4 separate regions of the Homo sapiens genome follow, and all the other regions are linked to region 2. A link is a contact called in ENCODE Hi-C or POLR2A ChIA-PET data. All regions are on one chromosome and are shown on one strand. Each heading gives the region's core, a stretch centred on a gene start or an enhancer-like site at or near the end of the contact. The rest is flanking DNA. Distances are from core to core; before and after follow the strand shown. Region 1 holds the start of ABCF2-H2BK1 (ABCF2-H2BK1 readthrough). Region 2 overlaps LOC728743 (zinc finger domain-containing protein LOC728743). Region 3 holds the start of KCNH2 (potassium voltage-gated channel subfamily H member 2). Region 4 holds the start of ZNF467 (zinc finger protein 467).

Region 1 (3,074 bases), core at 92-2,591, 820 kb before region 2:
AGGTGTGAGCCACCACACCCGGCTTGTTTACTTTTCACATGTTCCTTCTTTATTATGAGCTCCCTGAGGTCAGGGAGTGACTTTGCACCATTGCAACTCCAGCACATATATCTGAGCCTGACAGATAGTAGGCACTTCGTTGGTGGAGGATATTCTAGGAAAATGTATGTTCAAAGGCATGCAGGTGTAAAATAGCACGCTTAATCTCCGAACTATTTAAGTAGGTAAGTTCTACTGAAGTATGAGTTTGAGAAGAAAAACTAATTCTCATTGTTTGAGTCACGGACTGTGGGCGAAAAGGTGCCACATTTGGAGAATATGCTCAAAGGGAGCAATAGCTTCCTTTGCTGCCCCAAACGTCACTGATGGTGAGGCTTCTGCTGCACAGGAGCCTGGAGAAGTAACAAAGATCACAAAGGGCCTGCCTTGTACTTGAGGCTAAACATTTGGAGTTTACAATGTAGGTAATGTGAAGTCCTTGAGAGATTGTATTTATTTTTAAACCATCCAGCCCAAAATGTCATGTGAGAGATTTTAAACAGTGAGACTCAAAGGGAAAGTAACGGGCCCGGTAGCATGGCTAACTAATAATAAAACAAATCTCAGCCAAGGGGCCTTTTTATCTCGGGGCCCTTTCCACCAAACTTGCATGGCTTCAGTGGAAACCTAACAATGCGGCAGCGGGGAGGCTAAGCGGCCGAGGTTCCAAAACAACGTCTGGCACCTTCTAAAAGTTTAACAATGAACCAGCCTCTAAAATTAAGGTTTAATGAAACCAAGGCGCTTTCTTTCGTGAAGGAATTCCGTTGGCAACATCTTTGCAGCGATGCCCCGCTTTCTGGAACCCCTCCCTGCCCAGCGCCCCCTTCATTTTAGTCCTCCCCTCACGCTCCCACCTCTCCTCTCCCATTGTTTCGATCTACTCCCGCTGAGGCAAGCTGGGAAGTGTAGTTGCACGCCCTGCTGCCTGAGTCGGTTAGGTAGCTCTAAAAACTCGTAACTCCACAACAGCTCAATGGATTTTCGAGAGGTGGGGTAAAGCCTGAAGGCTCAGCCGGTTTATCCAACGAGCAATCTGGGATTTGCAGTTTCCAGCGCCCGAAGTGCGCCCGCTAGCAGAGAGCTCTTGGACTCTAATCCCGCCCCCTCCCCGAGCCTCGCGCATCCTGATGGCGTCACGCGGCCCCGCGAGGTCTGTGGGATACATAGTAGTCCTCAAGGCGGGTCTCACTCTTGGCCGCTGCAACTTGAGGACTACACTTCCAAGGAGGCAGCGCGGCGCGCCGAGAACCACCCGAGGCCGTGATTGGCTGGTGAGCCGGCCGCACGCGGAGGATCCTAAGGAGCAGCTCTGTTGCGACATAGGCCGAGCAGCGAGGCCCAGTGAGTTAGGGGAAGGGGAGCTGTAGGGAGAGGGTCCCCGCCGGTGAGGGGGAAAGAGAATTAGAAGAGGAAGCAGGGACGGGGTTTGGATGGAGGGCTCTGCGAGGGGGAAGATAGGGCTAAGGGAGAGAAGCTGACGGGCGGGGTGGGGGAGGACCCGGGGGTGACGAGCGTGGAGACTCGGAGGGGACTCACGCGGGCGAGGACGAGTGCGTCCCGGCAAGAGGCTGGGCTCGACGGCCGGGTGATGTGGAGAGGGACGATCGAGAAGAGGCCCGAGACGGACGGGAGGAGGAAGCCCGGAAAGTGAGGCGGCTAGCTGAGTGCGGAGCGCCAAGTTGTAGGGAAACCGGAGACGGAGACCTCCGCTGAGGGGCAGAACCTGGTCCCCAGCCGGAGGCCCTGAAAGAAGGAGCGTTTCCAAAGTGAGGCAGTCCGTGGGGGACTGGTGCCTGTGGGAAGAGATGTTAAGATTAGAAGAGCCGCTGAGAATCGGCATTGGTTTGGGATACCCTGACCAAGTTGGAACAGACGAGGCGGGGGCAGGCCAGGGCATCAGAGGCTTGATGTTGATACGAAGATTCCTGAGAGGGATGGAGCAGGGCCCAGGCATTCTTACTAGTAAGTTTAGGGTTTGGGGGTATCTGTTTGCCTTCCTTCAGGCTCCCTGAAACAACAGTAACCTACCCCTGTGGGTCATCATCATGCCCTCCGACCTGGCCAAGAAGAAGGCAGCCAAAAAGAAGGAGGCTGCCAAAGCTCGACAGCGGCCCAGAAAAGGACATGAAGAAAATGGAGATGTTGTCACAGAACCACAGGTGGCAGAGAAGAATGAGGCCAATGGCAGAGAGACCACAGGTGAATTGAGGGAGGGGTGAGTTGGGGATGGTTGCTAAGACTTAATGCATGCCCCAGCCAGAGTTGGAATCTTGATGCTGGGGGTAGTGGAGAATGTATCTGGTGTCATGCAACTTTTCATGATGAATCAAATCAGTAGAGTTGGAATTCGTGCCACCCTGTCATTGCGCAAGGAAGCCGAAGACGAGGTTCTCACATACTCAGTGGCAAGCGGATGTGAGAGTTGCTGAGCTGCCTTGCTGCTCTATTAGATTGTGAGGAGGGGATCAGTTCCCTGCCCCTTTCTCAGTTTCCATTTCTATGCATGGTGACCAATGTGCCAGGTTCTTTGCTACATTATACAATAAGCTTGTCCTCTCACTGGTGTAGTGGCTCTACCTACAAGAGAGTAACTTATGAGTTGATTTATGGGGTTTTTCCTGGGAGAGAGCTCCCTTTCTGTTATTTATATTTTGGGAAATATTTATTATTTCTCAAGTGCTAGACATGGTGCTATACACTGAGGCACTACCGTCTTCCCTCCAAAAACTTACCGTCTAGACTGGGAAACATGGCCATATGCGGTAAAGACTATTCCAGGCCCTTGGCAGTCCAATCCCAGCCCTCTTCCCTGCCCCCTGAAAACTCCCTAAACAGCCTTCTGCTCCATCCAGACTATTTATTATCTCTTGGATAGTCACCACATCTCTGTCCTTTCACACACTGAATTATAATACCATCATGTTTTTGCTAGCTACATTTGACATTTCTGTCAAGGCCCAGCTCAAGATAATGAAGCGTCTCTCAGTCAAACCTGACCACAGTATTTCCATTCTCTATACCCTTTTGCTGTC
Region 2 (3,168 bases), core at 669-3,168:
TCCAGGGTGAGGCATACAGTAGGAGGTAACAATGTATGATCCAACCTGCATCGAAGACAGCAAGACTCCAGTGCAGGGATCCACAGGCTGCCCTCCAACCACGCTGACCCAAACCCATCCCAGCCCTGGTCAGTTTTGCCTTTTCTGATGTTCATTCTGGGGAGGCAGGTGAGAACTTGTAGCTTCCAGGCTGACTGGTTCAGGTGTGAAGATGGGAGGAGTCCTTGCCCTGCTGCCTGCCTGGGCCCTGTTCCCTTCAACTGCACTGCTGCATACTCAGAGAACACACAGAAAGATCCTCCACCGACCTCTCACCCTGCCCAGAGCCACAGGCACCAGGAGCGAGGCCCTCATCCTCTTCCTCCCCAGCCCACTGGGCTGAACACTTGGCCAGCTGGGAGGAACCGCTGACTGGGCTTGGTTGGTGGAAGCAGGATTCTTTCTCCCTGGGGCAGACTCAGACCAGACTCAAGCTCCCACCAGCGTCCACAGCAGTCCAGCTTCCCCTGAGACCACACAGTGAAATCAGAGCCCAGGCCAGGAGCAAAGGGCTCCTTTGTGGAAGCCAGCGGCCAGTCAGGCAGAACAAGAAACAAAACCAGAAGAGAAAATCTAGCCCAAGGGACCTCTGCCAATGTCTGGGGAAGGGAAATGAGGCTCCAGAAACCTGACGCACCATTCGTTAGGTCTGGGAGAAGGGAATGACTAAAAAGGGCTCCTCGGAATTCTTTATTCCTGAACAAGGGAAGGAGGCTTGGCCAGGGGGAGGGAGGGGCACTACTTGTACAGTGGCCTTGACTCGGGGCTCAATGTGTGACAGGTAAGGAAAGGGCAGCAGGTGAAGTCCCCAGGGCTGAGGTTCTTAGCCTGGAGTCCAGGGATGGGTTTCATTCAGGGAGTCCAGTGGCTCCTGAAATTGCTTGGGGTTTTTGAGTCTACGTCAGTTATCTGTTTTCCTAGGGAAGGTCCGTAACCTTCATCAGATTTTCCAAGGGCTTCGTGTCTCCAAAGAGCTAAGAAGCACTGCTCAGAAAGGAAAATGAAGCCTGCAGGTTTCATTCACATCTGGAAGAAGGTTTTGCCTCTAGAACCAGGTCTGCCACCAACTTGCTGTGTTAGCTTAGACCAATCACTTCCTGTCTCTGAACTCTAGCCAAGTGGTGGACCAGGCGGGAGCAGAGAAGCCAGCTCTCCACACAGGCATCGTCCTACCACCAGTGGCAGAGAGTGGGGGCCTGTGGCCAGGCAGCCAGGATGAGGTCTGCCCCAGCTGTGATTCCCACCAGGCCTGGAGAGTTTGTCCACCAGAGCTTGGAATCTGCTTCCAATTCCAGGCTCCAACCAGTCACCTCCACTGGTCACCGCAGTGCACCTCTTGAGGCAGGTCTTCTTACTGGATGTGTCCTCATGCCCGGGTGCAGTGCCAGCCAGGCCTCCATGGAACTCCATTCCTGGTCTCCGTGTCCAGATGGGTTCTGCACCTATCGGGTCTTAAGATCCTGCCCACTCTGCAACTGTCGACAGAAACAAAGAGATCAGGATCAGGTGTGGAGCCGTGACATGGCCCTGCCCAGCCACCCCTCTGGGGCTAGGAGGGAGCGATCAGCTGGCCTACCCTGAATCTGTCCTAGGGTTTGAATGAATCCTCTTTGTCCCCTACCAAGCACTGCAAGGATTACGAATCCCATTTACAGATGAGACACCTTGGGTTCAGGGCATTTTGGTGACTGACTCCAGGTGTCCGAAGCCCCTGTTTAATTTCATCTTTGCCACCAATGCTAGTCTACAGCACCTGGGAGTGGTAGGCAGAGGACAGTCTCCGAGGAGCCATAGCCACATAGCACTGAGGATGGGCAGAGGGGGCAGTGGGGAGGGACGAGTCTCCAGCACCCAGCACAGGACTGAATGTGCAGGTCCCCTCGAAGCCCCAGCTCCCTTCCTCCCAAACCACTCCCAGGGATGCCATGTCCCCTTCAAACACCCGTACCACCCCTAACACCCCTGCCCCAGCTCCTATCACATGGCCCCAAATCCTCCCTGCTCCATCGTCCACTTTTTAAGCAGTGAAGCTAAAAGGTTCTGGGATTCAGAATCCAAAACAAAGCCCTGGCTTCCACCTGTTGTACCCCTAAGTACCAACTGTGGTGTAGGCAAGCTTGGCAAACCTGTTTCCTCATCTGCCAAAAGGCTGAAGAGGCCCGTGCCTCAGAGCGCCAGCTTGGAACCAGAGGTCCTGGAGCAGAGTCCTGGCTGCCCCCTTTCTCACTGCCAGACCTTGGCCAGGCCTCTTAGCTGGGGGCCTTATGTTCTCTTGCCCAGATGACCCAAGCCCCTCGAGGCTCCAGCTCTTCCCACATCAGTCTGTCCTCACAGTGCCTCTGATTCTCCTCCTAAAGCATAAGTCTGAGATCATAGCACTCATCTCATTAAAAATCTCAGTGTCCCCACCCCCTGACCACGAAGTCCTTTGTAGGGCAAACCTCCCCTTGGGACACCTGGAGACAGTCACTGAACTATCAGGACCCCCCCTCCCTTGAAAACACCCTTCTACACACTTGCTCTTCCTAGAACAATTTTATTTGTCCCCATGACCTGGTTCAAAGCCATCAAACTCCCCTGGGTGACGAAGAGAAACCAGTCACCCTCCTCGGTCTCACCCCAGAGCACTTTGTAGGTTGGCCCCGCGTCACACACCGAGTGTGAGCACCCCGTGTCAGGGCCTGCGGTCCTCATGTGTGTCTCTGGGAGAGCCCAGCCCGGCACAGTCAGTGGCACATGGTGTGGCAGAATCAACTAAGGCTCTGTGCACCAGTGACCTCACCCTCTCTCATCCAGTAGCTGCAATATATCCCAGCGAGGAAGAGTCCCTCATCTATATCCCCAACTTACAGATGAGTAAACTGAAACATGAAGTGAAATGACATCTCAAGGACAGCAGAGAGTGTGTACAGGAGCCAGGAGGCCTAGGGGCTGAGGTTGGGCGTGGGGTTTGTGGAAAGTGGCCTCTCCAAGTCTCTTTCAACTCTGACATTCTGGGGATGAAGATCCGGTAAGCAGCTCATCACAGAGAAACCTACAGCCCGGTACCCAGACCGCCCCACCTGCCATCAAGAATCAACACCACGCACTCCACCCCCACCACTCCCAGCCCTGAGAGGGGCTCTGGCC
Region 3 (3,143 bases), core at 437-2,936, 570 kb before region 2:
AAATGCTACACCAAGGAGGAGCTTGTGCTGTGGAAGGCCCTGGGCCCCCGGGGGGGTGAGTGAGGAAACTGCTGGCAGTGGAGAGGGCCTGAGGAATAACTGCACAGGCAAGAGCCTCTGGACTTTTTTAGCATCAGCTGTGGAGCCACCTCCTTCTCTCCCACTGGCTGCCTCCCTGAGTCACTGCCCACCCACCAGCAAATAAAAAAGAGTGTCATCTGCTGGCCAGTGGCCCCATTTGGCCCCAGTGTTTGCATCTTTGTGCTCCTGGGTGGAAGGTGAGAGTCCGGGTAGGGTGGTCTCACGACGACAGTTTTCTGCGCCTTCCTCCTTCGGGACTCCGATTCCTTCCCTGCCCTTTGTTCTTCCCCTCCCCCCATGATGGTTCTCGCTGGTGACAAGACCCAGCCCCTGCTCCAAGGACAGAGGCAGCTGCAAGCCCTCAGGAGCCCCCACATGGCCCCATCCATCTAGACAGGTCTCTGATCCGGCTGCAGGGAGGGGACCCTCGGCTGTTCAGCTGCGACTCCTCCCTCCCCGCCCGCCCACTCAGCTGTCAACACTCGCCTCCCCGCCCTGGCCTTCCCGGGGCCCTGCCTGACTGCTAAGTCCGAGGACACCGCGCCCGGAGACCCTCACTCAGACGCAAGCAGGCGATGAGCAGGCGGCGGGGCAGACACCCCGCCTGCCCTTGAGCATCCCTAGGCCTCCTTGCCTAAATAAGGGAGCCGCAGCTGGAGCGAGCCAGCTGGCCGGGGGGAGGGGCCTGCGGCTAGGCCAGGGCTTTCCGAGGGGCTGGGCCGTGGCCGCCGCCGCAGGGCCCCGAGCCCGCCGATTGGGCGTGCAAGGCTGGCCCCGGGCTGCCGGGGGAGGGCGGGCCGCTCGCACCCGGGGATCCCCTGGTTGGAACCTCGCGCTCAGGGACCTCTCTTTGATCCTGCAGCTAGGAGGCCGCAACTGCTGTCAGAATGTCCCTCTCTGTGCAGCTCCTATGCAGAGCCCCACAGAGGGCTCTCTCTCTCTCCGTGTGTGTGTGTGTATGTGTGTGTGTGTGTGTGTGTGTGTGTGTGTGTGTATGTGTGTGTGTGTGTGTGTGTGTGTGTGTGTGTGTGTGTTGGGGCAGGGGGCGTGCCCCTTCTAAGTTTAACCCTCCCTTATTTCAGAGCTCTGCTGCTCTGGGGCCTTCAGATTGTCTTGCTTTTCCTATTTCCAGGGTCTCCCTTGACTCCGGGCTCGTCTTCGAGGGTCCAGGCGTTGCCCCGGTCACCCACAGTAGGCACTGAGCGCGTGCTGTGTATACCAAGCCAGTGCTCGGCGTGGTGGGGAACCAGGGCATAAGGACCCGCCGTTTCCCTTCAAATCAGGTTTCTTAGTCGCTAATCTGGGGTGGGGGTGGAATCCCTTCCCCCATCCCGGCCGCCTACAAGCCGGCCATGGCACCTGTCCTCACGGTTTCCCCTGCCTAAGGGTCCCTTCCCCCTCTTCTGGGCGCGCGAGTCCCAGGGGCTCCTTGGCAGAGCGAGGGGCTGGCGTTGGGGGAGCACTCGGCGCGGCTCAGCCAATGGGAAGGTCGGGCGCGCGCGGTGGGGCGGGATGGGGGGGGGAGAGGGCGGTGCTGCGGGCGCGCGGCAGGCGGGAGGGGGCCGGGAGGCGGGGGCCGGAGCCGGAGGGGCGCGCGCCGCATTAACCCTTCCGCGGCCGGGCCGAGCCGCAGGCGCTGCCCGAGCCGCGGGCGCTGGAGCGGCTGTCGGCGCGGTGGCAGGCGGGAGCCAGGAGTCCGGGGCTCGGGCGGGCGGAGCGCAGCGCGGGGACGCGGCGGAGCGGGCCCCGCGGCTCGGCGGGGGCCGGCAGACAGGTGTGCCGGCGGCGGGCGGCTCGCGCTCAGGCGGCTCCAGGCCGGGCCCGGGGTCCGGAGCGGGGAGCCGGGAGCCGAGCGAGGACCCGGCGCCCGCAGTCCAGTCTTGGCCGCGCCCGTGCTCGGCTTGGCCGCGGGGTGCGGGGACCACGGCCCGGCCGGGCCACCCGAAGCCTAGTGCTGGGCCGGGCCGGGCCGGGGTGGGTGGGGGCCCGCCCGGCCCGCCCATGGGCTCAGGATGCCGGTGCGGAGGGGCCACGTCGCGCCGCAGAACACCTTCCTGGACACCATCATCCGCAAGTTTGAGGGCCAGAGTGAGTGGGGGAGGGGGCTGAGCGGGGAGGGGGCTCTGGGGGCGGGCCGAGCTCTTCCGAGTGTGGATGGGGGGGCGTGCCCGGGCCGTGTGCGTCGGCAAGTGCGAGTCAATGGGGCCTGGTGGGCCCCAGGCTTTGGCGAGGGGACGGCGGGGGCAAGGCTTGGTGCACCGGGGCCGTGGGCACCGGGCCAAAGGGTTTGGGGTTGGGGCTTGGGGCGGGAAACTCAGCTCAGGCTTTTGGGATCGGAGTGTGTGTGACACGCTGAGTGTGCAGGGAAGGGATGTGGGATGGAGTGTGCAGGTGTCCCCAACTCTGGGTGCGTGGACGTGGATGGGGCTGTGTGCAAGGGCATAAGAGTGTGTACGACCCAAACCCTGGGATCCCGAGAGTCCAGCGCGCACACTGGTCTTGCCAGATCTTGACTGTGTTGTGCCGGAGGGACTGAAAAGCCGTGGATGCAGGGTCAGCTCATAATCTCTTCTTGTGTGTGCCGTGTGTATATAACCCTGAGCCCATGTGTCACCCGTGAGTTAGACCCTGTATGGGCGGTGGGGAGGTGTCTTTGACAAGGCTGCGAGCTTGTGGGCTCTGTGGAGACAGGGTGTCCTGGGGCTAGAGCTGGGCTTTGAGGGTAAGCAGCTCCCTGTGGTACCCCCAAGTTGTGGGTTTTCTTGCCCTGGAGACTGTCACCTAATTCCCTTATGGGGACCGGGAGTACAGCACCCCTAATGCCTGCCTGGTAGGGAGGCTTCTAGAAGGGTCCCAGATTAGGCAAATGTCCTGGGGGTGGGCAGCATTCATGTGCCTGTCCCTAAGGCTGCATGAGCCACAGTGGGTGTGACTGCCAAGGGCCCTGGGAGTTGGGAGAGGATGACATTCCTTGTCCATGACCCTGTGAGCACAGGACAACGCGTGCTTGTAACGGTGGTTGGGGGAAGGAGGGGTCAGTCCGATGGTCAGTATTGTGTGAA
Region 4 (2,841 bases), core at 174-2,673, 640 kb after region 2:
ACCCGGACACCCGGGCTGGAATGCAGCCTGGCTCCGACTCCACACCCCTCGGTCTCCTAAACCTGATATCCCTCCGAGTATCCTGTAGAGTCATTCCACCTAGGGGAGGAAGGGGGCTGCTGTTAACCAGAGCTGGGCCGGGCTCTCCTTCTCCTGGGTTCACCATTGGTCCCAGGGCCAAAAAAGGGCCCAGAGTGAGTCTCTCAGGGGGTCACGGATGACTGGGATCAACTCCTGCTCTGGAGTCCTCAGAAAGAGCCACACGCACACCCAGACACCCCCCTTTCCTGTTTTACACACATGCACACTCTCACTGTAAGTCTCACAACACCGGCACAGGTGCTCGGCCACACCCCAGCACGCACAGTGACACATGCTACTCCAGGTGCTCCCTTCATCCTGGAGGCAGAGGAGCCTTCACAGCTGAGCCCGAGTGATGGGCGCTCTTCCAGGCACTCATCCTTGTGGTGGGCTGTGGTAGCAGGAGCTCAAGGGCCATTCACACCCTCCCCTTCCCAGCCTCACTCAGCTCTGGATTCAAACCGGGGCTGATCAGGCAGCACTGGGATTGGGAAGAGACCCGAGTTGCAGTCACCCTTTCCCGTAAAGGGGCAGAAGGGAGGAAGCTGGAACCCAGGGGTTTGGAGAAAGTTCATGGAGAGGAGACCGGGAACTAACAGTCCAGACTTCAGCATCTCCGGAGCTTTCAGGAGTGGGCGCAGCGGGAACAAGGCCAAGGAGAAACCTCGTAACCTGGGCAGGGAGGGCGAGTGGAGTCCCCTGAGGAGCTGGGGCTGAGGGCTGAGGGCTGAGGGCTGCCCTCCACATCTAACTCCAGGTGGTGTCCGGGCCAGCAGGCCCCCCAGCAATCGTCTCCCGCCCATAGAGCCCTCCCCTCTCTGCAGCCCCCTCCCAGACCCTCCCCCGGACCCCGCCCTCAGAATCTCCGCCCAGCCCCGTCCCAGCCTTGCCCCCTGGAGCTCCCGACCTGGCCCGGCCTTCTCCCAGGGGACCTGGCTTAAAGTCCTCTCCCCAGTTTCTACTTCGAAGGACCCGTTCTCGCAAGCACAGGGGCCCAGCCCTCTCTCCCGCCTGCCCCCACGGCTCCCGCGGCTGGTTTCGAATCGGGTCCTCGGGACTCCAGGCGAGGGGCTGCGGGTCTGGGTGGATCGGGGTGGAATCCGGGTGGAGAATGGGGGCGGGGCCGGAGTTTCCCAGACCGACCCCCCGGGCCGTCCTCCCGCGGGAGCGCGGCGCTGCACACCCGGCTGGCACCGGCGACTTAGAGACGGCAGCGCACGACTCGCTGGCTCCCCCCCGACACGGCCCCTCCTCGTTCCCCCAACTCCTCCCCGCCACCCCCCCACCCGTTCGCGCTCCACCTTTCCCCGGCTCCTCCCTCCGCGGCCGCGAGCACCCTCCCTTGGCACCCTTCCCCGCAGCCCGAGTGCCTGTCCTCCCCAGCCTCCTCGCCCTCCTCCACCCCCTCTCCCATCACCCTCCCCTCCCCTCCCCTCCCCTCCCCCGTCCTGAGCTCCCACTTCCACACCTACTCCAGGCTCGGAGCCTTAGGACCATCACCTGCCCACCTAAGCCCACGGTGCTCCCTCCTGGGACCCCACTCCTGAAACCCCCTGCCCCTGCCTCCCCCAGCCCGGTGCGCCGGGGCTCTCCGCCCGCTCCCTCGGTCCCTCCTCCCTTGCAGGCGCCGTTTCCCGGCTTCGACTCCCCGCGCGTCTATCCCTCTCCTCCCCGCGAAGTTTCGGGGCTGTCAGTCTGTCAGTCTTTCAGGCCGTCAGCACCCGAGCTGCAGGCGGCGAGCGCCATTGTGAGCAGAGCCGGCGGGGCAGGAGGCCCGGGCGCCTGGGTCCCCGCGGCGCGGGCGGAGCGGCCGGCCAGCCAGGTAAGGGCCGGGGAGGCTCCTCTGCAGGCGGCCCCGCCCGCGTCTCCCTCAGCGCCGCGGTTGGGTCACGGCCGGCTCCGCGCAGGTGACAGCCCCGGGGGTAGGGGCGCGGACGGCGGGCGTGGGGGAGGGGCGCGGGTCCGGGGAGGTCGGGGGCTGGGGGGAAGGGAGGGCAAGGCCGGCGCGGGCAGGGTGAGGGCTGTGGGGGTAGAGGAGACCGGGGGGGCTGGAGGGAAGGGCGGGGGCTGGGAGGGGGTCGGGCGGGAGGCAGGTGGGAAGGGGGACGACGGGCCCCGAGGGGAGGAGAGAGGGAGTGTGGGAGGGGGCCGAGGGGGAAGGGGAGGAAGAAGCGGGCGCTGGGGACCGGGCCACTCGGTAGGGGCGGGAGAGGAGGGCGCTGACAGGTGAGCCCCGGAGCTGGGGAGGGGGCCGGGACCTGGAATGAAGTCGGCGATCGGAGCTGCTTGGGAGGGCGGCGGGGCAGGGAGGTGGAGCTGAGGGTCCCGTCGGGAGGAAAACTTGGGAGGGGTGAGAAGTCCGAGGGGAGCAGAAATAGGGAGGGGGCGCCGCGGCGGAGAAGAGAGGCGCGGAGGGGTGTTCGGAGGGGAGACGGAGTGGGGAGGGCAGGGCCCGCGGGAAGGTCCCGAGAGAGCGGGTCAGCCCTAGACCCCCAGGCTTGGGGGCCGGAGGACCCGGGAGCTGGGAAGCAGCCTGGGAGGGGGGAGGGGAAGAGCGGTTCTGGGGACTGGGGACGGGGAGGGAAGCGAAGCTGGAGCCTGCTGGGGAGACAGAGGGGGAAGGGAGGCGGGGGCCTCGGAGGGGAAGGAGAGCTGCAGAAGGGAGGGGGGAGGGGGAGGGCGGTGGGGAGACGTGGGGGAGGGCTGGAAAGGGGGAGGGGAAGGGAACCGAGGTGAGGCGAGGAAAGGAGAAGGAAGGGA

The links. A loop is a pair of places that touch in the nucleus more often than their neighbours do. ChIA-PET counts read pairs that join two places held with the same protein, here RNA polymerase II (POLR2A). Pooled maps may share reads with other maps.
Region 1: a loop to region 2 is called in a map of naive thymus-derived CD4-positive, alpha-beta T cell, with 4 times the contacts of the local background. The contact joins the promoter of ABCF2-H2BK1 here to the enhancer-like site in region 2. A Hi-C loop is called at or near these places in 2 of 168 maps with a recorded cell type or tissue (both naive thymus-derived CD4-positive, alpha-beta T cell), 1 of 37 single-sample maps with no recorded cell type and 10 of 50 pooled maps. POLR2A ChIA-PET finds 5 or more read pairs at or near these places in 1 of 52 experiments (CD4-positive, alpha-beta T cell).
Region 3: a loop to region 2 is called in a pooled map, with 3 times the contacts of the local background. The contact joins the promoter of KCNH2 here to the enhancer-like site in region 2. A Hi-C loop is called at or near these places in 7 of 50 pooled maps. POLR2A ChIA-PET finds 5 or more read pairs at or near these places in 2 of 52 experiments (AG04450 and activated CD4-positive, alpha-beta T cell).
Region 4: a loop to region 2 is called in a map of sigmoid colon, with 2.1 times the contacts of the local background. The contact joins the promoter of ZNF467 here to the enhancer-like site in region 2. A Hi-C loop is called at or near these places in 3 of 168 maps with a recorded cell type or tissue (ascending aorta, sigmoid colon and tibial artery), 1 of 37 single-sample maps with no recorded cell type and 16 of 50 pooled maps.

Annotation. Positions count from the first base shown.
Region 1 is chr7:151,225,472-151,228,545 of GRCh38, reverse strand. ABCF2-H2BK1 (ABCF2-H2BK1 readthrough) reads left to right here and starts at 1,341. Exons shown (of 17, transcript NR_160983.1): 1 at 1,341-1,383; 2 at 2,046-2,241. ABCF2 (ATP binding cassette subfamily F member 2) reads left to right here and starts at 1,341. Exons shown (of 15, transcript NM_007189.3): 1 at 1,341-1,383; 2 at 2,046-2,241. The coding sequence starts at 2,088. RefSeq lists enhancers at 1,165-1,244, 1,355-1,404 and a silencer at 1,505-1,564.
Region 2 is chr7:150,408,506-150,411,673 of GRCh38, reverse strand. LOC728743 (zinc finger domain-containing protein LOC728743) reads right to left here. Exons shown (of 3, transcript NM_001395976.1): 3 at 1-1,514. Among named protein-coding and RNA genes, the nearest start is that of LINC00996, 24 kb to the left of the region's middle. Within about 2 kb of position 1,918, at least 2 of the 41 ENCODE cell types and tissues checked have a DNase peak (open chromatin) inside an H3K27ac peak, as active enhancers do; they include sigmoid colon, where a contact is called at or near this core.
Region 3 is chr7:150,976,864-150,980,006 of GRCh38, reverse strand. KCNH2 (potassium voltage-gated channel subfamily H member 2) reads left to right here and starts at 1,686. Exons shown (of 15, transcript NM_000238.4): 1 at 1,686-2,169. The coding sequence starts at 2,094. LOC124901776 (a long non-coding RNA gene) reads right to left here. Exons shown (of 3, transcript XR_007060592.1): 3 at 2,652-3,143. RefSeq lists a silencer at 669-1,018.
Region 4 is chr7:149,772,170-149,775,010 of GRCh38, reverse strand. ZNF467 (zinc finger protein 467) reads left to right here and starts at 1,423. Exons shown (of 5, transcript NM_207336.3): 1 at 1,423-1,903. RefSeq lists a silencer at 1,801-1,980.